Regions from separate parts of the Homo sapiens genome. Here region 1 is linked to region 2. A link is a loop called in an ENCODE intact Hi-C map of the cell type or tissue named here. Cell type or tissue: endothelial cell of umbilical vein. All regions are shown on one strand. Each heading gives the region's core, and the rest is flanking DNA. Links, peaks and the distances in the headings are about the cores only. Region 1 overlaps TRIM6 (tripartite motif containing 6). Region 2 has its middle 20 kb from the start of OR56B1.

Region 1 (4,165 bases), core at 1,515-4,014, 110 kb before region 2:
ATGCCCAACTCACTTATAAATGCAACTGCCACCTATTTTATTCCACTTTCACTAGGGCTCCCAGCTGGTGGACGGGCCCGCTCTGTCATTCCTAACTCTGAACCCCCAGCCTACACCAGCCCCAGTATCCCCTGCTGAGTCACTGATTTTTATTCTGAAAGCCATTTTGATATCGATGCAAGCTTCCATTCTAAAAGATGCTTCGTATCTAAATAGCAGGCCATTCTCTGTCCCCCTCCCTCTTCTAGCTGTTTTGCACCCTAAATTGTATCCACCTGGGAAAGAAGGTCCTTTATCTAAGGCAGTGCTTCTGAAGCCTTAATGTGCGTAAGAATCACCTAGAGAACTTTAATATTAAAGTGCAGATTCTGAATCATTCCAGGAAAGACTGAGATTCTGCATAAAGAACTCCAAGTGCTTGCAGTGTTGCTAGTTAGCAGACCTTTTTCAGGCGTCTGGTTCTGATTTAATTGGTCCCACCTGGTTGTGAATTTGGGCTCTTTCTTCTGCTAATTTGATGCACTGGGCTCTGGGACTGCAGGCTCTTCTCGTCTGCACTCCTCACAGTCAGAATGCCTTCTCTCAGCCCGTCCACACTGCTCTGGAGACTTGGCCTCAGTTGGAAACTGGCAGCCTCCCATATCTCCCTTGGGCTGCACTTAGCTGCAGTGGGCAGTCAGGGCTTGCTGGTGTGTGGGCAAGGGTCACCTATGCTAACTGTATGCTCCCCTCCTTCACAATTTCTTTCCCAAGCCTCAGCTTTGACAAGAGACCTCAACTCTTACAAATCTTTTTTCTGCTCAAGAATTTTTCTCTGTCTAAAGAGAGTATTAGATGAATATCTACAGCGCATATTAGATAGGAAAAAGACATATAATGAACTAGAAATAGAATGAAGCCACATATGTAATGTTACATACTCAAGTAGCCTCATTAAAAATAAGCGGGTGAAATTAATTTTAATACATTTCATTTAACCCAATACATGCAAAATACAATTAGGACATGTGATCAACATAAAAAAATTAATAAGATCCTTTAACTTTTTTAAACTAAATCTTCAAAATCCAATGTGTATTTTGTACCTAAAGCAACCCATTTCTGAGTAGCCACACTTCAAATGCTCAAGAGCCATATCTGGCTACATGTTTGACAACACAGTTCCATTATGCTTAGAAGATCAGAAACCAAGCTTTTAATTTTTCTTGTATTTTTTTGTTTCTGTCAGTTTATTGAGTTCTATCTAGTAAGTTACAAATTGTAAGCATACAGTTCTGTGAATTTTCACAGTTGCAGTCAGCTGTGTAACCACCACCATGATCATGATACATAAAGGGCATTTCCCTTTATGTATTCACCCTTCAAATTTCCTTATGCCCTTTGCAGTTCAAACTTTTCTCCCACTCCTGGGCCCTGGCTTCCACTGATGTACTTTCAAATACCATAGCTTTCTCTTTTCTAGGATTTCACATAAATAGCATCATACAATAACTTAAATTTGATGTTTGGGTTCTTTCACTTTGCATGCTTTTGAGATTTATCTTGTTGTATATATTAACAGTTTAATTGTTTGGTAATATGCCACTGTATGGATACACCACAGTTTGTTCATTTACCAGTTAGTGATGTCATGGATTCTTTTCAGTTTGGGACTATTACTACATTGCATTTATGAGGCAGTAGTTCTCCTTCAAGAGAATTGGGTACGCTAAATACAGTTTTGCCTGAAATGAAAGTGTGCATGTGTTTGTTGGGGAGGATGAATTGGAATTGGACTTTCAATTAAAATATAATACCAATACAATTATTATATTTATTTATTTATTTATTTATTTATTTATTTATTTTGAGACGGAGTCTCGCTCTGTCGCCCAGGCTGGAGTGCAGTGGCACGATCTCGACTCACTGCAAGCTCCACCTTCCGGGTTCACGCCATTCTCCTGCCTCAGCCTCCCGAGTAGCTGGGACTACAGGCATCCGCCACTACACCCAGCTAAATTTTTGTATTTTTAGTAGAGACAGGGTTTCACCGTGTTAGCCAGGATGGTCTCGATCTCCTGACCTTGTGATCCGCCTGCCTCAGCCTCCCAAAGTGCTGGGATTACAGGCTTGGGCCACCGCGCCCGGCCAACACAATTATTTTTTAACAGTAACACTTTGATAAGATAGCACATTTATTTCTATACTCTAGTGCCAACATCAAGGCCAACTATAAGCTCAGCAGTAAGCTATAATTTTCAATCCATTATAAAGTTAATTGATCATTTCCTGTGTTAGCTGCAGTGCTAAGGTCTGGGGCACCTGGAAGATAAATAGAGCCTCTATTGCCTCTAGAGCCTCTATTGCCTCTATTATCAAAGGCAATAGAGCCTTATAGTGCAGTGTGCTAAGTGAGATGATGTGGGTATGGTAGGAGATATTAACAAAGGAAATAATAGTGCAGTTCCCACAGGTGTGATTAATTTGGTTAAACAGACTCTCAGATGATAGGTAAATACGTCTGTAACACCAATTAGTACTACCAGTTAGATGCACAGAGTTCATTAATTTGTTAATTATATTTTGCACCCTTTATGGAGATGAGGAATATAAGGGAGTAATAAGAGCTCCAGCTCTGCAGCCTGCGTATCTGCATTCAACACCGGCCCCGCCACTTGAAAGATCTACTAAATACCAGTTTATACAACTATGAGATGAGATTTAAGGGACATTCATAATGTTGTTATGTGGAATTATTGAGTTATTATGTACAAAATAATTAAATTCTTGCTGAATACCTAATGGGCTTTCTGTAGATATTTGCTGTGAGCATCGCTGCTGCTAAGCATGGCAAAGCTGAAGAGCCAGGCTAGTACTTGCAGAAGCACCACAGAACACTAGATGGCAGCGCCAAGAACCTGTTTTCGGCTCGCTAGATCCCCCAGCAGGGCCGCTAGGAGGCTTATGCTTACATCCCATGACTTTTTCTTACCCTTATCTGAGACACTTTCTCAGGCCCTTTCTTCTAAGGGGAGTGTTGTTATTGGGAGGCAGTTTGATATACTTTTTAAATCCACCAGGTCCTCAAGATGGGGGTAAATTGGTACAATTTACAGGGCCTTGTGTTGAGGCCCACACGGACTGTTTTTTACATCAGTGTACATTTACTTTTGCTGGGAAACCAGCCAAAGACAAGTTAGAGAATTCTGCCTGCTCCCTACGCACTGTGGCCTGTTCAGAACAGCGAGGTCACGCCTGGAACCAGGGCCAGAGCTTCACATAGGCAGTGTTAGCTGGCTCTTCTTTGGTGGCCCAAACACAACTCCAGGTAGACAAGCAGAACAAATGGCTCCCAGTGAAAATAACTCAGTGCTGGAAACAGTTTTAAAAATTTTCTAAAGAGTATTCTCAGTGTGATTTTAAACAATGGTAACGTAATTTATCAACAACTCTTCCAAGAAAAATAGACAATAAAGGTCATATTTCTCAATGAAGATATAAGGTCTCAACTGCCTTACCGGCCACCTCTCCTTACATATGGACCCCCTTAGGATCCTGCTGAAGTTTAAGACAGGCCCTGGCAAAATCCCATCATCAAATAGGATCTCTCTCATTTCCATACTTCGAAAGCACTTGGTCCATGCCTGACTTTCACAGCCTTTACCACTGACTGTCTTTGGTCAAAGTTATGAGTTTGAGGACGAAGCTTTGAACTAGCACCCTGGAAAGGTTAGGTTATGCCAATTCTACAACTTACAAGGTGCATGATTGTGTAAAGTCACTTAATGTCTCTTCTTATTAAAGAATGGAGAATACTCTTATTTATGCAGAGTTGTCCATGAGGGATAAAGAAAGCAAGAGAATGTGATTTCTAAATCACAACTGGTTACAGAATCATGAGTTGTAAAAATATTACCTCCCCAGGCTGGGCGCAGTGGCTCACGCTTGTAATCCCAGCACTTTGGGAGGCCAAGGCAGGCAGATCACTTGAGGTCAGGAGTTCGAGATCAGCCTGGCCAACATGGTAAAACCCTGTCTCTACTAAAAATACAAAAATTAGCTGGGCATGGTGGCGCTCACCTGTAATCCCAGCTACTCAGGAGGCTGAGGCACGAGAATCGCTTGAACCCGGGAGGCAGAGGTTGCAGTGAGCCGAGATAGTGCCACTGCCCTCCAGCCTGGGCGA
Region 2 (9,726 bases), core at 219-2,718:
GAAGAAATATATTGTATTAGTCGGGGTTCTCCAGAGAAACAGAACAATAAGAGATATGTATTTATTATGAGGAATTGGCTTACTTGATTATGGAGGCTAAGACTTCCCATTATCTGCCATTTGGAAACCAGAGACCCAAAAGCTGGTGATATAAGTCAGTGTGTCTCTGAAGCCCTAAGAACCAGGGAGCTGATGGTATAAATGCCAGTACAAAGGCAGAAAAAGATGAGGTGACATGTCTCAGCTCAAGTACTGCGGCAGGAAAAGAAGCAAATATCTTCTTCCTCAACCCTTTCTCCTACTCAGATCCTTTATGGATTAGATGATGTCCAGCAACTTGGGGGAGGGCAAGCTTTGGAGAGGTAGCCATTACTGAGTCCAGCTATTCAGGTGCTAATCTTTTTCAGAAACACCCTTACAAATACAACCAGAAACACCCTTACAAATACAACCAGAAATACCCTTACAAATACCACCAGAAATAATGTTTAATCCGGGCAATCTATGACCAGTCAAATTAGCATGTAAAATTAACCATCATGTATACATTATAAATTAGGGCAGGTTATGCCATTGTACAGAATTCACATCAAGATTTGTTGGACTTTGAAGAAAGGAATAGTGTGAAAGTGCCTGGCTTGAGATTGATATAGACATGTATACACATTCATTCATATATCTATACATATAGGTATATATACATATAATAATATGTATAAATATATTATAGATACACACATGAACATTATCCAAGATAATCTGTACAAATATCATAAAAAGGAGATTTTTTTTTTTTTTTCTGAGACGGAATTTTGCTGTTGTTGCCCAGGCTGGAGTGCAATGGGACGATCTCGGCTCACTGCAATGGCACAATCTCTGCTCACTGCAACCTCTGCCTCCTGGGTTCAAGCAATTCTCCTGCCTCAGCCTCCCGAGTAGCTGGGATTACAGGCACGTGCCACCATGCCCGGCTAATTTTTTTTGTATTTTTGGTAGAGATGGGGCTTCGCCATGTTGGCCAGGCTGATCTCGAACTCCTGACCTCAGGTGATCTGCCTGTCTTGGCCTCCCAAAGTGCTGGGATTACAGGCGTGAGCTACCGTGCCTGGCCAAAGAGAAATTTATATAAAGGGGTTGAAGGAGTCAATAAGCTGTTAGAGTTTTCCTGATGGTCCCAAAGCTATTGAGTAGAAGAGGCAGGATTAATACCAGGCCTGTGTTACTAAGCACCTATGCTCACTCCTCTGTACCACACTGCCATGGAGAAGGCCGCAGCCAATTTCCCAGGAGATGGGGACAGAAGGGAGAGCCCAGGAAATGCTGATCTGCAGGAGTTTTAAGAAAAACTTTAGGTGCCATCAAATGTAAATTGATAATCTGAATACATATAGCCATAAATGAGGAAGAAGGACATGGAAGCACTTTATGACAAGTAGGCTATTGCAGATGACATGACGAAAATGTTCCCTCCTCTTGGTGTAGAGGATGAACTTTATAATTGAATGGTTACAAACTTGCATTCTGAAAACAGGTGGAATTTTACATAATGATGACATAGCCACCTAGTGGCCCTTATAAGACCTACCTGGCAGTGATATTATGAGAATTAAATAATAGTATATTTGTAATAACTTCTGCTATTTCATGGAACATATGCACTGACACAAGAGTGGTATATGTTATTTTTTTTCTTGGATTCTTTTCTCTGACTTGAGAAAAATAATTTTAAGAATGCATACTAATTTAGTTTTGAAATAATTAACTGTTTTAAGAAATAGAATAATCTGAGTAAAGAATCAAAGTCCTTAACATTTTTCAATTGAATTATTAATAAAGATTATATTAATGTACAGTATTTTACCCATGCAGGTAAAAGTTGCATTAGCTTTCTTTGCTGCATTAAAATAGGCTATTGCAAATTTAGTAGCAAGATAAATGTAAGATAACATTTGTTATGTTACAGTATCTGTGGATCAGAAGTCTGGACCCAGCTTAGATGGGTTTTCTCCTTCACGATCTCTCCATAATGAACTCACAGTGCCAGCTGGGATGAGTTTTCATGTGGAGGTCAGAGTAGGGAAGGACCTATTTCCAAGCTAACTTAGGTTATTAGTAGAATTCAGTTCCTTGCTCGTGTAGGACCTAGGCCCTCTGATCCTGAAGACTGCCTGAAGTTTCTTGCTACATGAACCTCTCAATAGGTAGTTCATACTATGGTTGTTGCCTCTTCAAGGCCAACAGGAGAAGAAGACTATTTTAGTGAGAAGGCCTTACATAATATAAGACAACCATGGTAGTAACATCCCATCACTTTTGCCACATAATGTTGCTTATAAGGAATTCAGAAATTCTGCCTACTCTAAAAAGGAAGAAATTTTATAAAGGCATGAGTATAAAGAGGTGGAAATTAGTGGGTGTCTGTTCGTTACAGAGGGGTTTGGAGAAAGCTAGTGAAACAGTTCTCTAGCCACTGCTTAGGGCCCTCTGTCAATGGGAATGGGCAGTGGGCTTCTGCAAGCCACATAACTCTACTCAGGTCTCTGGCCCTGATAAACACCCTGTAGTGCAGCAAGTTGTTGCAATTTCATAGGAAAGAAAAGAGGTGTAGAGCTCCTCGAGATCACTTTGCCCAGCAGCCCTAAAGAGACCTTAGAGACTTACGTAAATGCCCTCCAGAGGTAATCTTGCTATAGTTAGTAAGCAAGACTAGCACAGTATAGGGTGACTTATTACAGACCTCATTCTTTAGAGCGCCCTGACAGCGGCTGCTGCCTTGATAACAGCACACAAGCAGCAGCAGCAACCACATCCTTCTGGGCAGTGCCAGAAAGCCTGTGGGAAGCCTAAGCTGAGCTCAAATCAGCCATCCCTGCACGGTTCCCAGAAGTTCTGGCCATAAAACAGCCATCTACCTGGGCCACTGCTCCACTCAGCTCTCCAATCTCTTCCTGCACCCCAGAAAACATGTCTAAATCTTTATAGACAGCCTCTGTGACTCATCTAGGGTGCTTTTCCCCTGCCTCTCTCAGTGGGTCTGGGGGTGAGTTAGAGGGCCTTGTTTTGCCCAGATTTCTCAGCTTGCAGAAATAAACAAAACTGATGGTAGTTTGCATTTCTGTGGGATCGGTGGTGATATCCCTTTTATCATTTTTTATTGCGTCTATTTGATTCTTCTGTCTTTTTTTCTTTACTAGTCTTGCTAACGGTCTATCAATTTTGTTGATCCTTTCAAAAAACCAGCTCCTGGATTCATTAATTTTTTGAAGGGTTTTTTTGGTCTCTATTTCCTTCAGTTCTGCTCTGATTTTAGTTATTTCTTGCCTTCTGCTAGCTTTTGAATGTGTTTGCTCTTGCTTTTCTAGTGCTTTTAATTGTGATGTTAGGGTGTCAATTTTGGATCTTTCCTGCTTTCTCTTGTGGGCATTTAGTGCTATAAATTTCCCTCTACACACTGCCTTGAATGTGTCCCAGAGATTCTGGTATGTTGTGTCTTTGTTCTCGTTGGTTTCAAAAAACATCTTTATTTCTGTCTTCATTTCGTTATGTACCCAGTAGTCTACCATCAGAGAATACTACAAACACCTCTATGGAAATAAACTAGAAAATCTAGAAGAAATGGATAAATTCCTCGACACATACACCCTCCCAAGACTAAACCAGGAAGAAGTTGAATCTCTGAATAGACCAATAACAGGAGCTGAAATTGTGGCAATAATCAATAGCTTACCAACCAAAAAGAGTCCAGGACCAGAAGGATTCACAGCTGAATTCTACCAGAGGTACAAGGAGGAACTGGTACCATTCCTTCTGAAACTATTCCAATCAATAGAAAAAGAGGGAAACCTCCCTAACTCATTTTATGAGGCCAGCATCATGCTGATACCAAAGCCGGGCAGAGACACAACCAAAAAAGAGAATTTTAGACCAATATCCTTGATGAACATTGATGTAAATATCCTCAATAAAATACTGGCAAACCGAATCCAGCAGCACATCAAAAAGCTTATACACCATGACTGAGTGGGCTTCATCCCTGGGATGCAAGGCTGGTTCAATATATGCAAATCAGTAAATGTAATCCAGCATATAAACAGAACCAAAGACAAAAACCACATGATTATCTCAATAGATGCAGAAAAGGCCTTTGACAAAATTCAACAACCTTCATGCTAAAAACTCTCAATAAATTAGGTATTGATGGGTCGTATCTCAAAATAATAAGAGCTATGTATGACAAACCCACAGCCAATATCATACTGAATGGGTAAAAACTGGAAGCATTCCCTTTGAAAACTGGCACAAGACAGGGATGCCCTCTCTCACCACTCCTATTCAACATATTGTTGGAAGTTCTGGTCAGGGCAATTAGGCAGGAAAAGGAAATAAAGGGTATTCAATTAGGAAAAGAGGAAGTCAAATTGTCCCTGTTTGCAGATGACATGATTGTATATCTAGAAAACCCCACTGTCTCAGCCCAAAATCTCCTTAAGCTGATAAGCAACTTCAGTAAAGTCTCAGGATACAAAATCAATGTACAAAAATCACAAGCATTCTTATACACCAACGACAGACAAACAGAGAGCCAAATCATGAGTGAACTCCCATTCACAATTGCTTCAAAGAGAATAAAATACTTAGGAATCCAACTTACAAGGGACATGAAGGACCTCTTCAAGGAGAACTACAAAACACTGCCCAATGAAATAAAAGAGGACACAAACAAATGGAAGAACATTCCATGCTCATGGGTAGGAAGAATCAATATTGTGACAATGGCCATACTGCCCAAAGTAATTTATAGATTCAATGCCATCCCCATCAAGCTACCAATGACTTTCTTCACAGAATTGGAAAAAACTACTTTAAAGTTCATATGGAACCAAAAAAGAGCCCACATCGCCAAGTCTCAATCCTAAGCCAAAAGAACAAAGCTGGAAGCATCACGCTACCTGATTTCAAACTATACTACAAGGCTACAGTAACCAAAACAGCATGGTACTGGTACCAAAACAGAGATATAGACCAATGGAACAGAACAGAGCCCTCAGAAATAACGCCACATATCTGCAACTATCTGATCTTTGACAAACCTGAGAAAAACAAGCAATGGGGAAAGGATTCCCTATTTAATAAATGGTGCTGGGAAAACTGGCTAGACAGATGTAGAAAGCTGAAACTGGATCCCTTCCTTACACCTTATACAAAAATCAATTCAAGATGGATTAAAGACTTAAACGTTAGACCTAAAACCATAAAAACCCTAGAAGAAAACCTAGGCAGTACCATTCAGGACATAGGCATGGGCAAGGACTTCATGTCTAAAACACCAAAAGCAATGGCAACAAAAGCCAAAATTGACAAATGGGATCTAATTAAACTAAAGAGCTTCTGCACAGCAAAAGAAACTACCATCAGAGTGAACAGGCAACCTACAAAATGGGAGAAAATTTTTGCAACCTACTCATCTGACAAAGGGCTAATATCCAGAATCTACAATGAACTCAAACAAATTTACAAGAAAAAAACAAACAACCCCATTAAAAAGTGGGCGAAGGACATGAACAGGCACTTCTCAAAAGAAGACATTTATGCAGCCAAAAAACACATGAAAAAATTGCTCACCATCACTGGCCATCAGAGAAATGCAAATCAAAACCACAATGAGATACCATCTCACACCAGTGAGAATGGCAATCATTAAAAAGTCAGGAAACAACAGGTGCTGGAGAGGATGTGGAGAAACAGGAACACTTTTACACTGTTGGTAAACAGTACTGAAACAGTAGTTTACAGTACTGTTTACAGTAGTAAACAGTACTGAAACAGTAGTTTACGGTACTGAACTGTAAACTAGTTCAACCATTGTGGAAGTCAGTGTGGCGATTCCTCAGGGATCTAGAACTAGAAATACCATTTGACCCAGCCATCCCATTACTGGGTATATACCCAAATGACTATAAATCATGCTGCTATAAAGACACATGCACACATATGTTTATTGCGGCACTATTCACAACAGCAAAGACTTGGAACCAAGCCAAATGTCCAACAATGATAGACTGGATTAAGCAAATGTGGCACATCTACACCATGGAATACTATGCAGCCATAAAAAATGATGAGTTCATGTCCTTTGTAGGGACATGGATGAAATTGGAAATCATCATTCTCAGTAAACTATCGCAAGGACAAAAAACCAAACACCGCATATTCTCACTCATAGGTGGGAATTGAACAACGAAAACACATGGACACAGGAAGGGGAACATCACACTCTGGGGACTGTTGTGGGGTGGGGGGAGGGGGGAGGGATAGCATTAGGTGATATACCTAATGCTAAATGACGAGTTAGTGGGTGCAGCACACCAGCATGGCACATGTATACATATGTAACTAACCTGCACATTGTGCACATGTACCCTAAAATTTAAAGTATAATAATAATAAAAAAAAATAAAAATTGGATTGTTTTCTTTTTACAGAAAAAAAAAAGAATGCCAAAACTGCTAGTCCCCAATCTAGTTATCAGATTCAACTTTGTTTTAAAAATAAATTTTATTGTGTATATTTAAGGTATACAACACGATGTTATAACATATCTATATCTGTAGTATATATATGTTCCACTGTAGTGGAACAAATTAACATATTCATCATCTCACATAGTTATCCATTTTTCCTCATGTAGCGAAAGCAGCTACAATCTACTCATTCAACAAAAATCCTGATACAATATACTGTTATTAACTATAGTGCCCATGTTGTACATTAGGTGTTTTGACTTGTTCATTCTGCATGTTTGCTATTTTGTATCTTTTGACTAATATCTCTATTTCCTCTCTGTGACCCCGACCCTGGTAATCGTTTTATTCTCTATATGTTTGACCCCCCGTTTTTCCAAATTTCACATGTAAGTGAGGTCATGTGGTATTTGTCTCTCTGTGATGGGCTTATTTAATTCAGTATCATCTCCTCCGGGTCCATTTATGTTACGTCAAATGGCAGGATATCCTCCTTTTTTAAGCCTGAACAATATTCGCATTCTACATATACTCCACAGTTTGCTTATTTATCCATCCATCCATTGATTCAGTTTTATCTTCACCCTCTCTCTCTTCAAACTCCTCCAAGATTGGCAAAGTCTGGAACATTTCCTGAATTCCTAAGACTAATTATCCTCATCTCTTGGGAGCTCAGGCAACCTCCAGGGTCAGTTTTACACATAATAATAGTTGTGCCTTGTCTTTTGGGAGGTGGAAGGTTGGGGTTGGCAGAAGTAAGCAAAGAGCTAATGCTGGGCACCCTGAGGGCCTTTACTTAGGTTACTTAAAAGACCACACCGTGGATTCTGGGTGCCCAGAAGTGAAGTATGGAGAGATGCAAGGCCACGGGTGTGCTCTCCAAGAGTCATATGGGTGTTTAAGATATACCTACATACCTATGTACACACTCACACATACACATTCTCAGAATGTGTCTGGGACCAGCTGCCTATCCTCTCACTGCCTCTCTTTCAGGTAAGTGTTCTTGATGAGGGTGGGCTTTATGTTCATATTCTGGTGAGCCTCAGCTGTCCAGCACCCCATTGCCCACTTCATTCTTCATCATCATTGCACCATTCTCATCAATAAGGTTCCCACTCCCTCATATCCTGTATCTGCTGAAAATGTGTATTCTTTAATTTTTGGATGCATAATTCTACTATAAGCTTTTAAGTCATCTTAATTAAAAAAAAATCTGTTGTGTTGAATACATTTCATCTTTTGGTTTCCGAAAGGAGTATATTGCATTTTGTCAGCTCCTCTTTGTATGCCATGCATTTTTGCTGTACATACTTCAAGTTCTGTTCTTTAAGTTGATACATGTTTATTTCTTAATATATTAAAATTTATTTAATATTTTATTAATAATGAATCATTTTGTCCTTAATAAAAACATTTAGCATAAAATATATCCTCTTGGATATGAATGAAGTTATACTTCATTATTGCTACTGTACTATTACAACTATACCCTATGATACATAGCGTCATGATTTCAGAATCATTTGTGTGTATAACATTTCGATCTTTGTTTTCCATGTTGAAGCTCTTTTTTTAAATTGAAGCTCATGTAGCCTCTTTGTTGTTCTCCACAAGTACTTCGGCAGGGTGCCACCATGACTGCTTGCAATGCCTCACAGGGCCACCCTTCTTTCTTCATTCTCCAAGGAATTCCTGGCATGGAGGACAAACACAGATGGATATCTATCCCCTTCTCCTCCATGTATTTCGTTATGGTGCTTGGGAACTGCACCATCCTCCTCACCATCTCCACAGAGCGCTCCCTGCACAAACCCATGTTCCTGCTCCTCTGTCTGTTGGCCCTCACAGACCTGGGCATGTCTACAACCACCATTCCCAAGGTGCTGTGCATTTTCTGGTTTGGCCAGAGTGAGATCAGCTATGAAGGATGCCTGGTTCAGCTGTTCTTCATCCACTCCATCTCTGCCATGCAGTCAGCTGTCCTGATGACCATGGCCTTTGACCACTATGTGGCCATCTGCAAGCCCTTGCGCTATGCCACCATCCTTTCCAATAGTTGCACTGGACTCATTGGCTTAGTGAGTTTGGTGAGAGCTATCCTCTTTATTCTCCCCATGCCCATCCTCCTTCAGCAAATGCCCTATCATGCCAATCGTGTCATCCCCACCACCTCCTGTGAGCACATGGCTGTGGTGAAGATGGTTTGTGTAGATACTACAGTCAACAGGATATATGGCCTGGTGGTGGCCTTGTTGGTTGCTGGCTGGATCTCTCAGCTATTGCTTCATCTTATGTGCTAATCATCCAGGCTATAATGCATCTCTCTTCTAAGGAAGCCCACCACAAAGCAGTCAACACCTGCACCACACACATCTGTGTCATGCTTATTTCTTATACTCCCTCACTTTTCTCTTTTCTCGCTCACCGCTTTGGCCAAGGCATTCCACCCCATGTCCACATCATTCTTGGCAACCTTTACTTCCTTGTACCTCCAATGCTCAGTCCTATAATTTATGGAGTGAAAACTAAGGAGTTCTGGGACAAAGTGACCAAATAGGGTTGCTGGAAAGAAGAACCCACAACCACTGACCATGGTCAGAAACTTGTCTGGTAATCCAGCAGCTGTGAGTATGAGGAAGGAATGTTAAGTAGATGCAATTCCTGGGGGAATCAGCTAGTGGTAGAAATATGTTATGTTGGCAGATTTAGCTGCCAAGATGTTTATCCTTGGTCAGAGAAGCTAAGGGACAGGAGACCTTCTTGATCTCAGTAATTCCAAAGCAAGGAAATTATCCCCACTGTGAAATGAAAATAATGACATCTGCTTTCTATACTTGACAGAGGGGTTGGACAAATTACATGTTATAATGTCTGTAAAAGCATTTTGAACAACACATGCTGAACACACATAAGATGAGGTAGAATGTTTCCATATGGAGAGAACACATGGGCACCCAATGACTTGCCCAGCATCAAATCAATGAGTTGTAGAATGCTACTTACTTTGCCAAGATAAGGCTAAGCTGTGTGTGTAGGTGTGTGTGTGTGTATTTGTGTGTTCAAGGGGAAGGTAAAATGGAGAAGATTGCTTAGGAGGAGTCAAAAAGGACAATGAATGTTCAAGATTGAATTTAGTCACTATGTTATCCTTACTGCAGAAGACTTACACTTGAGCAACAGAACTGGTTCCTTCCTTATAAGC

Evidence for each region. Hi-C counts contacts between places; a loop is a spot of excess contacts. Peaks named below come from ENCODE experiments on the same cell type or tissue, not always from the same donor. Only the 100,000 strongest peaks of a DNase experiment are listed, where the experiment ranks them.
Region 1: a loop joins it to region 2, with 8 times the contacts of the local background. A loop is called at or near these places in 19 of 110 quality-filtered maps.

What each region holds. Positions count from the first base shown.
Region 1 is chr11:5,597,574-5,601,738 of GRCh38, forward strand. All of the region lies in intron 1 of TRIM6 (tripartite motif containing 6), which reads left to right. The region is part of intron 1 of TRIM6-TRIM34 (TRIM6-TRIM34 readthrough); the gene reads left to right. It also overlaps a transcript of TRIM5 not described here. Among named protein-coding and RNA genes, the nearest start is that of TRIM6-TRIM34, 3.0 kb to the left of the region's middle. RefSeq lists an enhancer at 2,786-3,080. In endothelial cell of umbilical vein, for the core only: a CTCF peak has its summit at 2,907 (motif pointing right); a DNase peak (open chromatin) is centred at 2,938; H3K27ac peaks cover 432 bases.
Region 2 is chr11:5,711,132-5,720,857 of GRCh38, forward strand. It overlaps the pseudogene OR52U1P. Among named protein-coding and RNA genes, the nearest start is that of OR56B1, 20 kb to the right of the region's middle. In endothelial cell of umbilical vein, for the core only: a CTCF peak has its summit at 1,564 (motif pointing left); no DNase peak of the experiment used is centred there.